2 separate regions of the Homo sapiens genome follow, and region 2 is linked to region 1. A link is an interaction called in ENCODE POLR2A ChIA-PET data of the cell type or tissue named here. Cell type or tissue: OCI-LY7. All regions are shown on one strand. Links, peaks and the distances in the headings refer to the core of each region. The heading gives the core; the rest is flanking DNA.

What was found. Peaks named below come from ENCODE experiments on the same cell type or tissue, not always from the same donor. Only the 100,000 strongest peaks of a DNase experiment are listed, where the experiment ranks them.
Region 2: POLR2A ChIA-PET joins it to region 1 with 6 read pairs; 6 of 35 experiments call an interaction of 5 or more read pairs at or near these places.

The regions. Positions count from the first base shown.
Region 1 is chr14:80,929,058-80,934,442 of GRCh38, forward strand. The region is part of intron 2 of CEP128 (centrosomal protein 128); the gene reads right to left. Among named protein-coding and RNA genes, the nearest start is that of CEP128, 10 kb to the right of the region's middle. RefSeq lists enhancers at 1,851-1,980, 2,001-2,070, 2,881-2,930. In OCI-LY7, for the core only: no CTCF peak of the experiment used is centred there; DNase peaks (open chromatin) are centred at 974, 1,254 and 2,174; H3K4me3 peaks cover 3,158 bases; H3K27ac peaks cover 4,965 bases.
Region 2 is chr14:80,978,119-80,983,503 of GRCh38, forward strand. All of the region lies in intron 1 of TSHR (thyroid stimulating hormone receptor), which reads left to right. It also overlaps the pseudogene GPRASP3P1. Among named protein-coding and RNA genes, the nearest start is that of TSHR, 25 kb to the left of the region's middle. In OCI-LY7, for the core only: no CTCF peak of the experiment used is centred there; a DNase peak (open chromatin) is centred at 553; H3K4me3 peaks cover 1,195 bases; H3K27ac peaks cover 1,860 bases.

The DNA of each region.
Region 1 (5,385 bases), core at 157-5,156:
AAATGACATAAACAGACAGTTCTCAAAAGAAGATATACAAATGGCCAACAAACATGAAAAAAAATGATCAACATCACTAATCAGAGAAATCCAAATGAAAGCCACAATAAGATACCATCTTATCCCAGCAGAATGGCCATTATTAAAATGTCAAACAACAATAGATATTGGTGTGGATGTAATGAAATGAGAATGCTTATACACTACTGATGGAAATGTAAATCAGTACAACCTCTATGGAAAATAGTATGGAGATTTCTCAAAGAACTAAAAGTAGATCTATCATTTGAATCAGGAATCCCACTACAGGGTATCTACCCAAAGGAAAATAAGTCACTATGTCAAAAAGACATCTGCACATCTATGTTTGTCACAGCACAATTCACAATTGCAACGATATGGAATCAACCTAAGTGCCCATCAACTGATGAGTGCATAAGGAAAATGTGGTATATATGTATACCATGGAATACTACTCAGCCATAAAGAAGAACAAAATAATGTATTTTGCAGCAACTTGGTTAGAACTGGAGGCTATTATTCTAAGTAACTCAGAAATCAAAAGCCAACTATTTCATGTTCTCACTTACAAGTGGGAGCTAAGCTATGAGTACACAAAGACATACAGAGTGGTAGAGTGGACACTGGAGACTTGGAAGGGGGCAGTGTGAGAGGGGGTTGAGGGATGAAAAACTACCTATTGGGTACAATGTACACTACTCAGGTGACAGGTGCCTAAAATCCCAGACTTCACCACTATACGATTCATCCATGTAACCAAAAACCACTTACATCCTAAAGCAGGGGTCTCCAGCCATGAGCCAAGGACCACTACCAGTCCGTGGCCTGTTAGGAACCGGGATGCAGAGCAGCAGGTGAACAGCGGGTGGGTGAGCAAAGTTTCATCTGTATTTACAGCTGCCCCCTTCACTTGCATTACCACCTGAGCTCCACTTTCTGTCAGATCAGCGGTGGCATTAGATTGTCCTAGGAGCACAAGCTCTACTGTGAACTGTACATGCAAGGGATCTAGGTTGTGTGTTCCTTATGAGAATCTAATGTCTGATGACCTGAGGTGGAGCTGAGGTGGTGATTCTAGTGCTGGGAGCAGCTACAAATACAAATTAACATTAGCAGAGAGGTTTGACTGCCCAGAGACCGTAGTAAATCTACTGCTTGCAGACTCATATCAAAACCCTATCAGTGAGTGGCAAGTGACAAGCTGCATCTGGCGGCAGGCTTTAAGTCAGGATCTGATACTTCAGTCCGCACATGGCCCGCCCATTATTTTATTTACCACTTCTGTCCATACCTCTTTCCTGCACTATGCACTTGTCTCAGTCACTGTTTTGGTAAGCCCGCAAGCTACCCCTAGCCAAAATGAGTAAAAAACAAATGTCACTGGAGAGCTTCTTTGAAAAGGGGGAAAGATCCAATGATGGGACAGCAGAAGATGCTAAAAGTGCCAACAAGAAGAAAACTCCATTTAAAAAAATTACCAAGAGTCCTCCTTAAATTAAGAGTTCATTGCAACAGGTGATTCGCCTTCTCCAAGCCTGCTTTGTGTATGTGATGACCAGCTATGCAATAAAGCCACGAAACCTTCAAAACTGCTTCACCACATGGAGACCATGCACACTGCATTAAAAGACAAGCCTCTGGAGTTTTTCAAAAGAAAAAAACATGAACACAAAGAACAGAAGCAATTATTGAAGGCCACCACTTCATCAAATGCATCTGTACTGCGAGCATCATTCTCAGTGGCTAACCACATTGCTAAAGCTAAGAAGTCCTTTACTATTGGTGAAGAGTTGACCTGCTTGCTGCTAAGGACATTTGTCATGAACTTTTAGGAGAGGTTGCAGTTCAAAAGGTGGCACGTGTTCCTCTTTTGGCTAGCACTATAACTAGATGAATGATGAAATAACAGAGGATAGTGAGGTACAACTGTTAAAGAGGATTAATGAGTCATCGTGGTATGCAATCCAGGTTGATGAGCCTGTCAATGTTGACGATAAGGCAAGAATGCTTGTTTTTATGTGATATATTTTTCAGGAGGATGTGCATGAGGATACGATATGCGTACTTTTGTTGCCAACCAACACCACAGCTGCAGAACTATTAAAGTCTTTGAATGATTACCTAACAGGAAAACCACATTGGTCATTTTGTGTTGGTATGTGCACAGACGAAGCAGCTGCCATGACTGAACGGCTTGCTGGTTTCACTACTCAAGTCAAAGAGGGTGCTTCTGAATATGAGTCTATGCACTGTGTCATCCATGGAGAAATGCTGGGTAGCTGAACAATGTCACCTGAACCTAACAACGTTTTGCAGGATGTGATTAAAATTATCAGCCACATTAAAGTACATGCCCTTAACTCATGTCTGTTCTTGCAGCTCTGTGAGGAGATGCAGAGCACACACATCATCTCTTATACACAGAAGTGAGATGGCTTTCTAAAGGTAGATCACTGGCCAGAGATTTTGAGTTACAACAGCTGCTCCAGAGAGTTCTTTTAGAAATACAGTCACTACTGGCAGCACATTTCAGTGACACAGAATGGGTTGTAAAACTTGTTTACTTGTGTGACTGACATATTCAAATTCAACCTGCTCCACAAACTCAACCTGTCACTTCACGGGAAAACGACAACTGTGTTCAAGTCAGCAGATAAAGTGGATGCATTCAGAGAAAACTAGAATTATGGGGGCAACCAGTGAACATTGGGATTTTTGACATGTTTCAAATATTAGCAGAGATTTTGAAAGAGACTGAGCCAGGGCCTTCTTTCTCCCAGCTGGTGTATGATCATCTATCTCAGCTTTCAAAGGAGTTTGAGTATTACTTCCTAATATAGTCTGGCTGTGTCTCCACCCAAATCTCATCTTGAATTGTAGTTCTCGTAATCCCCATGTGTCGTGGGAGAGACTGGTGGGAGGTAATTGACTCATAGGGGCAGTTACCCCCATGCTGTTCTCATGATAGTAGTGAGTTCTCACAAGATCTGATGGTTTTATAAGGGGCTTTTCCTCCTTCACCTGGCACTTCTCTCTCCTGATGCCATGTGAAGAAGGATGTGTTTGCATCCCTTCCACCACGATTGTAGGTTTCCTGAGGCCTCCGCAGCCATGCGGAACTATGGGTCAATTAAACCTCTTTCCTTTATAAATTACCCAGTCTCGGGTATTTCTTCATAGCAGCATGAGAATGGACCAACATACTTCTCAACCATAAAAGATCCCCAAATTGGGAAGAAATGGTTCCGCAACCCACTTGTAAATAAACCAGGTGAATCAACTTTGTCCATGCTAGAAGAGGATCAACTTCCTGAGATTGCAAATGACTCTGGCCTTAAAAGTATGTCTGAGACAACTTCAAACCTCTATATGTTCTGGATTTAAGTCAAGGCAAAATATCCTGAGATTGCCTTGTGCACCAAAAAGCCTGCTTCCATTTCCAACATCTTATCTTTGTGAAGCAGGTTTTTCTGCAGTGACAGCAACAAAAATGAGACTACAGAGTAGAATGGACGTAAGCAACACACTTTGGGTGTCACTGTCTCCCATGACCCCAAGACGGGACTGTCTAGTTGCAGGAAAAAAAAGCTCAGGGCTCCCACTGACTCTATGGTGAGTTGCATAATTATTTCTTTATATATTACAGTGTAATAATAACAGAAATAAAGTACACAATAAATGCAATGCACTTGAATCATCCCAAAACCATCCTTCTCTCTGCCTCCCAGTCTGTGAAAAAATTGTCCTCCATGAAAAGTGCCTCTGGTGCCAAAAAGGTTGGGGACCCCTGCCCTAAAGCTATTGAAACCAAATAATAATAATAATAATAATGATTTTTTAAAAGGACACTGCAGAAGGAAGGCGCTTCTCTTTCTGGTTCCATGTTTTCCATTTGTTGCATTTTCATTTCAGCATCCTGTGTGAGGATATCCAGTGGTACTCAACTCCATCAAGTTTCAGCAGTACCCACATTGGGCAGCTTCCCATCAAGTTTCAGTAGCCCCACCCCCTACTCAGATTCTTACTGAATCTGACAGACAACCTCACAGTCAATCCCCCAGCTTCACCCTACCAGCATCCTGGAGAGGTGTTTCCTGCCCATCATTCGTGGTGTGGTTCCCTGCCTTCCAGCGTCACTCCGCCTTTAATTAGGAACAGTGTCCTCTCCTTCCCCAGCAACTGTGGATCAGCTATGGCCCCAGTAACTCAGTAAGTCTCTCCACCATTCAGGGAGCTATAGCCACACCTCCAACAAGGTAGGAATCCCAGCCTTGCAGAGAGCCCCCTCTAAGTTTATATCTCCTTTGGGCACTGTCTGTCAGCCCAGGGGATTCTTTAGAGTCATCTCTGTCCTTTTACAGATAATCCCCTTATAGTTAATTATATCAGGAGTCAGCAAATTTTTTTTCTCTGCCCAACTGTGAGCCTCTGCCAGCTGTAGCACAAAAGCACAGACAATTATAAATGAATGGGGTAGCTTGATTTGACCTGTGGTAAGCTAAATTTAGCCCATGGGATATGGCTTATCAACCTCTGCTGTATGTTAAGCTTTCCCTGTTAAAATTACTATGGGACATCTGTCTCATCTGTTTAGGGGCAAATGCTGAGTGAACTCTGAGGGACAAATCCAACAAATACGTCAAGTAGGAAAAGGAATAGAAAGTATCCTTTGGAAGTGCTAGTGACTGTATCAAAAGCAGTCTCAGTAAAATGCTTAGGTGAGGACGATGCCAGGTTGTGGAGTAAATAGGAGGTGAAAAAGCAGAAGCACTGTGTATAAATCATTCTTTTAGGAAGTCTGCATATGTGAAGAAAGAGATTAGTAGCTAGAAAGGAATATTTATGTGTGGGAAATAAGCCTTAGATTGCAAAATATTTGAGACTCTGATGCCAGGGAGGTCCGATATACAAGAAATAAGATGGCAGACTTCAGACAAGCCCGACCTACCATTAGGATCCATGCAAGCAAGTCACTTACTGTGGAGAGTCCTATGCAACCACCAGCTGAGGATGTGCTACACATCTTTCCTGCAAACACTGTGACACACTTCCCCCACCCTCTGCAGTTAATTCCCAGCTTTCAAGCCTCCTGTCTTAATAAGTTACACAAATAATGGCCTTCATCCTAAAACTGCTTTACAGTACCAGATGGTTCAGCAAACTATGGCACAGCCAATTTTAAGGGTCAGGAAGAAGATAATGATTTCTTGTCTAAGAACTCAAAGACCATCCTTTGGCAAAAGTTTATTGAGCAGACCTTAAAATTAAAGGTCAACAGGAAATGTTTTTTAAAACATCGATAAAGTAGAAACATACTGGATTTAACGATTGGAGCACATAGCTGGAAATCAGAACATCAGAGGT
Region 2 (5,385 bases), core at 330-5,329, 49 kb after region 1:
ACACACACACACATGCATGTGCACTTTTCTAAAGCATGAACATTGCACAGGCCAGGAAAGTTCTCTCACGGAACTTTCTTCCAAGCCATCATTGATTAAAGTTTTTAGTAATTGGGCTGCCACCCTGTGCCAGAGACTATCTGTGCCCCCTGTGCCACCCAGAATGGGATCCTCATCACCAGCTTGCAGGAAGTGATCTGCTCCCAAAACCTCATTTTACCTCCTGCTTTCTCAGACCAATTCCAGTACCAACTGTATCAGTTCAGTTATTCTGGGAAGCAGATGCTGAGACAGCGTTAGGAGTGCAAGTGGTTCATTGAAAGATAACATCTGTGAAAGATAAAGGGGGAGAGCCCCAGACTGTGCTACAGAGCTGACAAAATCTTGGCCAAACCAATGGGGAGCTCTAGAGCAAAGACTGCCTGTTAGAGGGACCCACATTAGGCATAGAAGCCAGGCTCTAGCACCACTGCCATGCTCAGCCCTGGGCTGTGGGCTTCCCGGGAAGAGTAGAGCCTTGGTTAAAACACTGTGACAGTTCCTGCAGGTGCTGCAGATGGAGGCTGGCAGCTAACTGCCTCCTGACAGTTACACAGAAAGCTGTTTCCTGGAGGGAGATCTGAGTGGTGCATCTCTGTGGCTGCCATACCCATTTTCTCTTTCATCTTCTCTGTTTGCACATCTGCCTTTCTGTACCAGCTTCTCTTTCTTCCTCTACCTATCATTTAAATGATGCTGGATGGTTTTGAGGTTCTTATCTCATGCCACACTTCTCCAGCCTCGCCTACTCCCATTCATACATCTAATGAGATTCTAATGAATTTGAATTTCAGATCTGTAAGCCAGGTCTCTTTTCTGAGCACTAAACTTATTTCATCCAATTGCTCACTAAAATATCATACAGTGTCCTTATATTTAACATTTCCAAAGGTGACATTATTATCTTCTTGGCCAAAACTATCTGTATACCCATCTCAGTGAATGGATCCATCGGTTACCCGGATGCTCAAAACAGCATAGTCATCTGCAACAACATGGATGAACCTGGAGGATATCATGTTAAGTGAAATTGGCCAGACACAGAAAGACAAGTGGTGCATGATCTCATGCATATGTGGAGTCTAACAACATTGATCTCGTAGAAGCATCATGCATATGTGGAGTCTAACATCATGCATATGTGGAGTCTAATGACATTGATCTCATAGAAGCAGAGAGTAGGATAGTGGTTACCAAAGGCTGTGCAGAGGGTAGGGGGAGGAAGAAATGAGGAGAGGTTGGTCAACAGGTATAAAGTTACAGTTAGGTAGGAGGAATAAATTCTGATGTTCTATTGCACAGTAGGGTGACTATGTTAACAATAATGTATTGTTTATTTCCAAATAGCTAGAAGAGATGATGTTGAATGTTCTCACCACAAAGAAATGATAAATGTTTGAGGTGATGGATTTGCAAATTACTCTGATTTGATCATTATACAATGTATACATGTATCAAAACAGCATACCGTATTCCAAAAATATGTGCTAATTAAAAATAAGAGAAAACTAAAAACATAAAATCAGTATTTAAAGACAAAGAAAAACAGACACATAGGATTATTCTTGATACTTTCTTCTCACTCATCCCTAATATCAAATCCATTATTAATTATTACTAGTCTAAATATATCTTGAATCTGTCTCCATTTCATTTGTTTTCATCTGAGTTCTCACCACTAACATTTTTTTCCACCTGAATGGAAATGGAGTTTCTTTTGTTCTTGCTAAACACAGCAGTGAGGGTGATCAGCCTGTACTGCGGATGGGGTCTCGGTCTCTTGAGTAAAATACGCTATTGGCTTCCATTGCTCTTCAGAAAATTTCAGACTCTTCACATGGTTTATGAAGTCCCCGTGATCTGGCCCTGCTTGCTTCTCTTTGCAGGCAGATCTTTTACTAGTTTCCCTCCACTTTAGTCACTTCTATTATTTCAGCCACTTTGAACTATTTTTATATTCTAGAATTTTATTTCAGCCACTTCGAACTATTTTTACATCCTAGAATGTGTCATTCACTCTGCTGCTCTTATTGCTTGCACAAGCTATTCATTTTTGTGGGAACATTCTTTATTTCCACTCTTTTTTTTCTATAATTAACCCTTTTCCATCTTTAATGCATATGAAAGCACAAAAATAGCAACACAGATAACTATGTGCTACCATCAAAATTAACCAGAAGTTAACAATTGGCTTTAACTTAGGTTTCTCTTTTATTTTTTAAATAAATAAAATGTTACAGCAACAACTAAAGCTCTGCCACTATCCACTTTTTCCTTCTCTCCCCACGCAGGGATTAAGATAGAATTTTACTGTTATTGTACCCTCTCTTGCTGTTAAGAAATCTGCCACCAGCTCAGTTATCCTTCTCTTGATGTTTTCATCTTTGACTTTTATTTGCTTTTAAGATCTCTTTGTCTTTAATGTTTAACAGTTTTCCTGTAATATGTGTAGATATTGATGAATTTTTATTTACCCTGCTTTGAATTCATTGTTCTATTTTGAATGAGAAGTTCTTAGCCATTATCTCTTTAATATTGTCTGTCCTCATTTTCTCTATTCTTTTCTCATGTGAGTCCTATTAGATGTAAGTTGGATCATCCATCTTTCATTCTTGCCTTTTAACTTCTCTTTTGTGTTTTCTAATATGATATCTCTCTGTGCTACATTTTATCTGGTTTCTTAGCTTTACATATATTTCCAGGCCACTATTCTTCAGCTAACTACTCTTCTGTCTAATCCATTTCTGTTATATTTCGGTTGTCTGTTCTGTTTCATATATCTGTTCATTTTTGTGGTTTTGATCATGTCTTTTATGTCCTGAATTAGTTTTTAAAAAAACTTATTTTATAATCACTTTGAAATCATTCTATTCTCTGTAATTCTTGGGGGTGTCAGTTTGAAAACTGTGAGATCTTAATGGCTCTTTCATGGTGAATTGTTACCTTTTTATTTTATAATTTAGGATTATAAACTCATTTATCATTGAGAAAATGGCTCAAGGGGAGTTCCACAATTGTTTCCAACAGCAACATCAGGGATTTCACTGCTCAGGGATATATTTTATGATACTATCTCAGCTTGGGAGGTGTCTCAGCCATCCAGTAGTTTAAATGCCAACCAAAACACACAAGTTTATGGGCAAGGGCATGGTTCCAGATTCTCAAGAAGGTTTTTTTAAAAATAGAATATTGAGTTTGATGCAGTGGCGTCAGGAGCAGGACGACTCTTTGCCATTCAGATCATGGGGAAAGCAGTGGGAATCCAAGTGAGGAGCAGCCAGAGGACAACAGAGGAGAGGATGGGAGGCTGATGACCTGGGCCCTGGGCGTGTGGAGGCTGTGACTCTTCTCTAGCTAGAGGACTCTTCTTTTGTGGGAAGGATAGCATCTTCTGAGGACCCTTGCTATGTGAGCAGGCTGACATAGGTGGTGATGAGGTCTGTTCCTTTCTAGGTTCCTGTAGAGATCTGTAGGTAGCTGTTCACTAGGGAGTTAACTAAGAAAGAGAACAAAAACTATTCATTTGGATCCAAGGTCCATCACCGCTGGTAGCTGTGGTGGCTTTGGATTGTCGGACGACCATCAGCTTCAGCAGGTCTGCACTAGGGAACAATCATTCTTCCCTAGCCCAAGCGTGCCTCTGCCCTCTGTATCGTTGACAGAGGCTGCATGTTTGGCAAGAGAACATAGTGACTGCTGAACTGAAAGTTGACTCTAACTCTCGCTACCAAGTTTTTCCCTGACACAGTGAAAGAGTATTAAGACATCAGCCTAGGACACCTTGAGAACCAAGGACAAGATGGACAGGGCCAAGTAACTGGGCTTCAACCATGACTGGGACTAAGAATAAGACAAGAGGCCAGGCCAAAGCGGAAAAGAGTCTGCTATACAAGCTAAAGCTGGAGAAGAGAGGGAGGCTACGGGTGTGGTTAGGCCTGTAGCCAATACCTGGGCCAAAGCAAAAGACAAGCCAGGGTCTCTGACAGATGCAGTGGCAGAGATGAAGGCAGTGTCTAAGAACAAGGTCGGTGCTGAGATGAAGGAAGGAGCCCCTGTCAGAGCCTAAGGCTCTGGGCAAAGCCACTGGAGATTTCAGTCCCGAGGCTGGGAATGAGTCCACCAGCTCCACATGTAAAAATGGGGCTGGTATTGATGCCTGGGTCTGGGCTGAGGAAGAGGCCACTATCAATTCCTGGTTCTGAAATGGAGAAGAGGCTGGTAATCATTCCGGTGCTAAGAATGATAAACCTGAAATTGGTGCCCAGGTCTGTGCTGAGGAGTTGGAGCCTGTGACTGGGGCCAGTTGCAAACCTAGGTCTGGGGCTGAGGAAGAGGAGGAAGAGAATGTCATTGGGAACTGGTTTTGGGAAGGAGATGATGCTAGTTTTGACCCTAATCCTCAATCTGTGAGTAGGATAGTTAGATCTCAGCCTGTGGATGAAATTAATGGAAAAAAAAAATAGGCCCAAGGACTGGTCTGAGGTAACTATCTGGCCCAAAGCCCCTGCTGTAACTCCAGCAGTATTCGGATTAGATCCCAGGCATCTAAGGCAAGCCCTCCTTCATATATTGTTTTGGCCTCAGCTGAAGAAAATGCCTATTCTTTGCCTGTGGCAACAGCCTGCCCTTGTAGGAACACTAACTCATGCTCACAGCCCATCCCTGAGTGTCCTTTTGGTTCCGACCCTTGCATCCAGACCATAGATGAGATTAGACACCAAATCAGGATTAGGGAGGTAAATGGGATTAAGCCATTTGCTTACTCTTGCAAAATGGAATGCTATGTGGACTCTGAGGAATTTGAACAACTTGTTAACTTACTTAAGTCAACTACTGATCCTCTTGTTCATAAAAGAGCACAGATTGCAATGGGTATCCATAACGTTCACCCATTTGCCCAAGAGTTTATTAATGAAATGGTATAATGATGCTTATTGAAAGCTTGCTCAGTTTTCCTTCCCCAGAAATGAGAAAATTACTAATTTTCTTATGAGTAATTACTCTGAATCCTCCTTCTGGGGATGAAAGACAATGCAAAATTGAATTACATGTTAAGCATATGTGTAAAGACACCATGTCATTTCCTTTGAACTCACCTGGACAGCAATCTGGATCAAAGATACTAGGGCAACTGACTACTGATTTTGTCCATCACTACATTGTTGCCGGTGACTTTTCAGAGCTTTTTCATTTGCCATCCTTGAGAAAGTACAAAACCAGACATCTTGTTTTGAAAGTAATTTTAAATATATCTGAAAATCCAACTGCAGCCAGAGACATGATCAATATGAAGGCACTGGCAGCATCAAAACTCATCTTTAACCATAAAGAGGCAAAAGCCAGTCT